2 separate regions of the Homo sapiens genome follow, and region 2 is linked to region 1. Evidence: read pairs that join two places in POLR2A ChIA-PET (ENCODE). Cell type or tissue: Caco-2. All regions are shown on one strand. Each heading gives the region's core, and the rest is flanking DNA. Links, peaks and the distances in the headings are about the cores only.

Region 1 (3,126 bases), core at 627-3,126:
GCCACTGAAATGTATGCTTACAAATGGTTAGGATGGCCAGGTATGGAAGCATGCCCCTGTAGTCCCAGCTACTCTGTAGTCTGAGGCCATGAGTTTGACAATCACATCTGTGAATAGACACTGCACTCCAGTCCAGGTAAAATAACAGGATCTTGTCTCTTTTTTTTTTTTCTTTTTGAGCCAGAGTCTCGCTCTTTCACCCCGGCTGGAGTGCAATGGCACCATCTCGGCTCACTGCAACCTCTGCCTCACGGGTTCAAGTGATTCTCCTGCCTCAGCCTCCTGAGTAGCTGGGATTACAGGCACGCACCACCATGCCTGGCTAATTTTTGTATTTTTTAGTACAGACGGGGTTTCACCATGTTAGTCAGGCTGATCTTGAACCCCTGACCTCGTGATCCACCCCCCGCCCCTCGGCCTCCCAAAGTGCTGGGATTACAGGCGTGAACCACCGCGCCCAGCTAGAAAAAAATAATTTTTTAATAGTTGAACAACAAACCACAAAAAAATTACAGAGGCCTTTAGACAATAATTTTAAGGAAATAAATGTAAATTTGGGGGACTGGGTGTGGTGGCTCAAGTCTGATCCCAGCACATTGGGAGGTCAAGGCAGGCAGATCATTTGAGCTCAGGAGTTCTAGACCAACCTGGGCAACATGGTAAAATCCCATCTCTACAAAAATACAAAAAATTAGCCAGGTGGTGGCGCACGCCTGTGGTCTTAGCTACTGGAGAGGTTAATTTGGGGGTGAGGCAGGAGGATCGCTTGAGCCAGGGAGGTGGAGGTTGCAGTGAGCCTTGACTGTACCACTGCACTCCAGTCTGGGTGACAGAGCAAGACCCTGTCTCAAAAACAAAAAAAGTAGCCGGGCGCGGTGGCTCACCCTTGTAATCCCAGCACTTTAGGAGGCCAAGGTGGGCGGATTGAGAGGTCAAGAGATCGAGACCATCCTGGCCAACATGGTGAAACCCCATCTCTACTAAAAATACAAAAATCAGCTGGGCATGGTAGCGCACGCCTGTAGTCCCAGCTACTCTGGAGGCTGAGGCAGGAGAATCGCTTGAACCCGGGAGGCAGAAGTCTCAGTGAGCCGAGATCACACCACTGCACTACAGCTTGGTGACGGAGAGAGATTCCATCTCCAAAAAAAAAAAAAAAAGCAAATTTGGAAAAGCTTTTATGAACAAAGATGGCCATTGTCCCAAACTGGAAACCCAAATGTCTAACAATAAAGGAATGGCTGCTGTAACAGAATGTCTGATTAAAAACAAAAGGACGCCAGGCACAGTGGCTCATGCCTGTAATGCCAGAACTTTGAAGGGTGGATCACTTGAGCTCAAGAGTTCGAGACCAGACTGGCAATATGATGAAACCCAGTCTCTGCAAAAAACACAAAAATTTAGCTGGGTGTGGTGGCATGTGCCTGTGGTCCCAGCTGCTTGGGAAGGTGAGGCAGGAGGATCGCTTGGGACTGGGAGGCAGATGTTGCATTGAGGTGAGATCATGCCACTGCACTCCAGCCTGAGTGATAAAGCCAGACTGTCTCCAAAAAATCCAAAAGGCTGAGGTGGGAGGATTGCTTGAGCCCAGGATTTCAAGAGTGTAGTGAGCTGTGATCGCATCACTGCACTCCAGCCTGGGTGACAGAGTAAAAGCCTGTCTCTTAAAAAAAAAAAAAAAGTTAAAATGGTATAATAAATGCCAGGCATGTGGCTCACACCAGTACTCCCAGCACTTCGGGAAGCCAGAGCAGGAGGATCGCTTGAGCCCAGGAGTACGAAACCAACATAGGCAACAAAGCAAGACTCCATCTCTACAAAAAATCAAAATAAAAATAAATTAGCTGGGTGTGGTAGCGCATGCCTGTGGTCTTAGCTACTCAGGAGGCTGACGAAGGAGGATCACTTGAGCCCAGGAGTTCAAGACTGCAGTGAGCTATGATTGTACTGCCGCATTCTAGCCTGGGCAACAAAGAAAGAACCCCATCTCTAAAAAAAAAAATTAAATAAATAAAAGGAGGGCTGTAACAACATGGCAAAAAGTTTACTGGGCATCTTTTTTTATTTTTTTTTTTTGAGATGGCGTCTCGCTCTGTCGCCCAGGTTGGAGTGCAGTGGCACAATCTTGGCTCACTGCAAGCTCCACCTCCCGGGTTCACACCATTCTCCTGCCTCAGCCTCCTGAATAGCTGGGACTACAGGTGCCCGTCACCACACCCAGCTAATTTTTTTGTATTTTTAGTAGAGACGGGGTTTCACCGTGTTAGCCAGGATGGTCTTGATCTCCTGACCTTGTGATCCGCTCGTCTCAGCCTCCCAAAGTGCTGGGATTACAGGCGTGAGCCACTGCGCCTGGCCCTGGGTATCTTTTTGCCTATAATAAAGCCAGCCATCTAAAAACAGTTCAAGCCCTGGCTCTGGTACCTGTCAGCTGTGTGGCCCTGGGCGGGTCCCTCACTCTCTGTGAGCCTCAGTTGCCTCACCTGTGAAATGTAACTCAGTGGTTGAGTGGATCAAGTGAAGGGCTGTATGTCAAGCCCCTGTCAAGCCACCTGGTGCTCCGTGTCCTGTGGATGGTAGCTGCCCTGAAGCGGGACTTTGCAGACTGAAGTGCTGTCTCTTCAGAGGGAGTGCAGGTGTCCGGCTCCTGGTGTGGGAGAGGCACCCTGTGCTCCCTGGCCCGTGAGACAAGATTGGGTTTGGGGGCCAGGGCAGGAGTAGGGGCCCGTCACCAGGGGAAACGGCTCGTGGTAGAGCAGCTGAGGTGCAGCTGGGCCTGTGGCCTAGAAGGCAGTCTTGTGGGTGCCTCCTCCCCCAGCCGCAACTCAGGTCTGCAGCTGGGTCCTGCCTCCTTCCGAGTGGGCCATGGCCGGTACATGGCTGCTACTTCTCCTGGCCCTTGGGTGTCCAGCCCTACCCACAGGTGAGCCCCCTCTTTGCCTTCCTCTCTGTCCCTCCTCAGTCTGCCGAAGCCCATCCCCTCACTCTGGACCTCCCTGGGTACTGATGGGCTGCAGGGAGGCAGGACAAGAGATATTTAGGGACCTCTGGGGAGGGTCCCTCTGGGGAGGGGACCTCTGGGGAGGGGACCCTATATAGAGGGTCCCCACTATACTCTTCCCATTG
Region 2 (3,199 bases), core at 340-2,839, 530 kb after region 1:
CTTCATCCTCAACATCCTCCTGGCCAACGCGGCAGGCCTGCTGGGGCTCCTGGCCGTGCTGGGCTCTGGCCTGCCCTGGCTGCTGCTCCTGCTGCCGCCTTTGAGCATCATGTACTATCACGTGCAGCGCCACTACAGGGCCTCCTCACGGGAGCTGCGGCGCCTGGGCAGCCTCACCCTGTCTCCACTGTATAGCCATCTGGCCGATACCTTGGCTGGCCTCTCTGTGCTCCGGGCCACAGGGGCCACCTACAGGTGTGTGAACCAGAGCCCAGGGGGATGAGGTGTTGGGGGGAGAGGAAAAGAGAGACCCCCAAGAAGAGGAATATGCAGGGTATGGTTGGTTCAGCCCTCCTGGGGACAAGGGATGGGGAAGGAGGAAAGCAACAGAAGAAGGAGATAGGGAGGCAGAGTGGACCCCCACTTTGAAAGAGCACACTGGCATCTGCAGCCCTGAGGGAGGCCTGTGGGTATACAGACCAGCTCCCAAGAAGGAGCTGCTCAATAAGGGCCTTCCCTGTTGAGGCCCTGAGGCTGGGTGGCTCAGGGCAACAGTGGAGTGGCTTCACATCCCTCTGGCCTTCCCTAGGTTTGAGGAGGAGAACCTGCGACTCCTTGAGCTAAACCAGAGGTGCCAGTTTGCCACCAGTGCCACAATGCAGTGGCTGGACATTCGGCTACAGCTCATGGGGGCGGCAGTGGTCAGCGCTATCGCAGGCATCGCTCTGGTGCAGCACCAGCAGGGCCTCGCTAACCCAGGTGCCACCCAGGACCCCTCACCCCTACCTCATCCACAAGTTAGTCCACCGCTCTCCCAGATCTCTCCCTGCACCATCCCCCCAACATTTTCACCTCCCACCCAGGGTTCCCTGTGAGGATGTATCATGATTATCATCATCACCCCCGTTTGGAGTTGAGGAGACAATCCCCAGGAGGGACTTGCCCAGGTGGTGGTGGCTTGGGGACTAGAATGAGTCTTCTGAGCTGCTGGTCTCAGTCCCTTCCCTGCTTCCACCCCGTCCCCACCACACTGCCCCAGCCCGCTTCAGTCTCCCACATGCCGTCCCTCCCAGCTTCTCCAGGCCCACCCCCTGCCCTGCATCTGGCCTCCTGTGCTCCTGGCTAGGTCCTATCACCCTCCTGCTTCTCTGTTGCTTTTTTGTTTTGTTTTTTTTTTTGAGATGGAGTCTCGCTCTGTTGCCCAGGCTGGAGTGCAGTGGCACGATCTCGGCTCACTGCAACCTCTGCCTCCTGGGTTCAAGCAATTCTCCTGTCTCAGCCTCCCAAGTAGCTGGGATTACAGGCGCCTGCCACCACGCCCAGCTAATTTTTGTATTTTTAGTAGAGACAGGGTTTCACCATGTTGGCCAGGCTGGTCTCAAACTCCTGACCTCGTGATCCACCTGCCTTGGCCTCCCAAAGTGCTGGAATTACAGGCGTGAGCCACCGCGCCCAGCCTCTGTTGCTTCCTTTAAATGCCAGCAGTCCACAGCCTGGGGAGTCTCCCACAAACGTCCCGGTGTCCAAGCTCTCCCAGCAGCTGGTACTTCTCTCCCCCAGGGCTGGTGGGCTTGTCGCTGTCTTATGCCCTGTCCCTGACGGGCCTGCTCTCGGGCCTGGTGAGCAGCTTCACACAGACAGAGGCCATGCTGGTGAGCGTCGAGCGGCTGGAAGAGTACACCTGTGACCTGCCCCAGGAACCCCAGGGCCAGCCACTGCAGGTGGGCCTGTACCCCCACCCCAGGCCAAAGCTCTGGAACCCTGAAGGCCCCAGTCTCCCTCACAATTCCTTTCTTTTTGCCCACCCATCTTTCTCAGCTCCCATAACCTCTCTTCATGATGACCACAATTCTTCACCATGTCCCTTCTTCCCCATCTCTCATTCTCTCATTCCTCTCACACTGTCCATTTCTCATTATTCTCCCCTCCTCACCATCGCTCCTCATCTCCCCTATCTCCCTTTCCCCGTCTGTCTCCCACCCATGGACCCCACCAGCTGGGCACCGGCTGGCTGACCCAGGGGGGCGTGGAGTTCCAGGACGTGGTGTTGGCGTACCGGCCAGGGCTGCCGAATGCCCTGGATGGAGTGACCTTCTGCGTGCAGCCTGGAGAGAAGTTGGGCATCGTGGGCCGCACAGGCTCCGGCAAGTCTTCCCTGTTGTTGGTGCTCTTCCGGCTGCTAGAGCCCAGTTCAGGGCGAGTGCTGCTGGACGGCGTGGACACCAGCCAGCTGGAGCTGGCCCAGCTCAGGTCTGGGGGAGATGGACTTGGGAGGGGAAGGGGGAACCAGAACTACTGGCACTTAGAGGAGGGCATAGCCAGGAAGGCTTTATATAAACTCACAGCAGCCAGGGCTGATCAGGGGGCTGAAATGGAGGACAGGATGAGCAGGCAAGGACAGCGAACTCCTAGTGCCCAGGTCCAGATTCATGGCTGGTGATCTCAAGGTCTTCCTCGCCCTGACCCAGGCCACCTTTCCAGCTTCATCTTTCTTGTACTTCCTACCATACACCCTCCACTCTTGTGCCCCAAGATACTGATCCCCTGAGTCCTAGGCTCAGCAGGCAGTGCTTCAGACAGCTTGAGACCTGAACCGGTTGCCCTTGGCTTCAGGTGGCCTCACTGGAGGGTATACAACCCTTCCTTACCTCCAGGTCAACCTAGTATCATTTTCTCTGAGTACGGTGACATGGAAAAGGTAGGGAAGCTGTATCCTAAAGCCCTAGGCCTGCCTCTTCTGCCTTCTCTTCTAAGCTGTGGTGGCCCTACCTTATAGCTCCATCATGTCTTCAGGACCCAATTCTAGGCCCACTCCAACCTTGAAGTGTCACCTGCCCTTTCAGTCGCTCTGGTCATTCCCTGCGTAGCCACTGCCACCCCTGGAGTCAGTGCCACACAGTTTAGCCCATTTGTTTTGTCTGGTTTGTGTGTGTGCACCTCCGTGAAATGTAGGCACCTTGAGGACAGAGTCCAGCCTTTGGTTTCTTTGGTATTGCTCATAGCACTGGCACAGTTCTAGGTACCCAGCTACTAACAGATCATTTGGTGGGGATGGGGTGGGGAGCAGAGTGGGGTTATGTTCAGGTCTCATACCCAGGCTTTCATGGAGGTGCTAGCCCTGTAGTCAGAAACTGAGCTGGGAGCAGAAGTGGCTACATCTCCAACCACTAGACTCCATGTCATTGTCCCCCAGATCCCA

The links. ChIA-PET counts read pairs that join two places held together with the same protein. Peaks named below come from ENCODE experiments on the same cell type or tissue, not always from the same donor. Only the 100,000 strongest peaks of a DNase experiment are listed, where the experiment ranks them.
Region 2: POLR2A ChIA-PET joins it to region 1 with 10 read pairs; 2 of 35 experiments call an interaction of 5 or more read pairs at or near these places.

What each region holds. Positions count from the first base shown.
Region 1 is chr6:42,913,205-42,916,330 of GRCh38, forward strand. It overlaps PTCRA (pre T cell antigen receptor alpha), which reads left to right and starts at 2,849. Exons shown (of 4, transcript NM_138296.3): 1 at 2,849-2,923. The coding sequence starts at 2,866. In Caco-2, for the core only: no CTCF peak of the experiment used is centred there; no DNase peak of the experiment used is centred there.
Region 2 is chr6:43,445,688-43,448,886 of GRCh38, forward strand. ABCC10 (ATP binding cassette subfamily C member 10) reads left to right here. Exons shown (of 22, transcript NM_001198934.2): 15 at 1-255; 16 at 590-759; 17 at 1,561-1,721; 18 at 1,997-2,250; 19 at 3,194-3,199. Among named protein-coding and RNA genes, the nearest start is that of DLK2, 8.3 kb to the right of the region's middle. In Caco-2, for the core only: no CTCF peak of the experiment used is centred there; no DNase peak of the experiment used is centred there.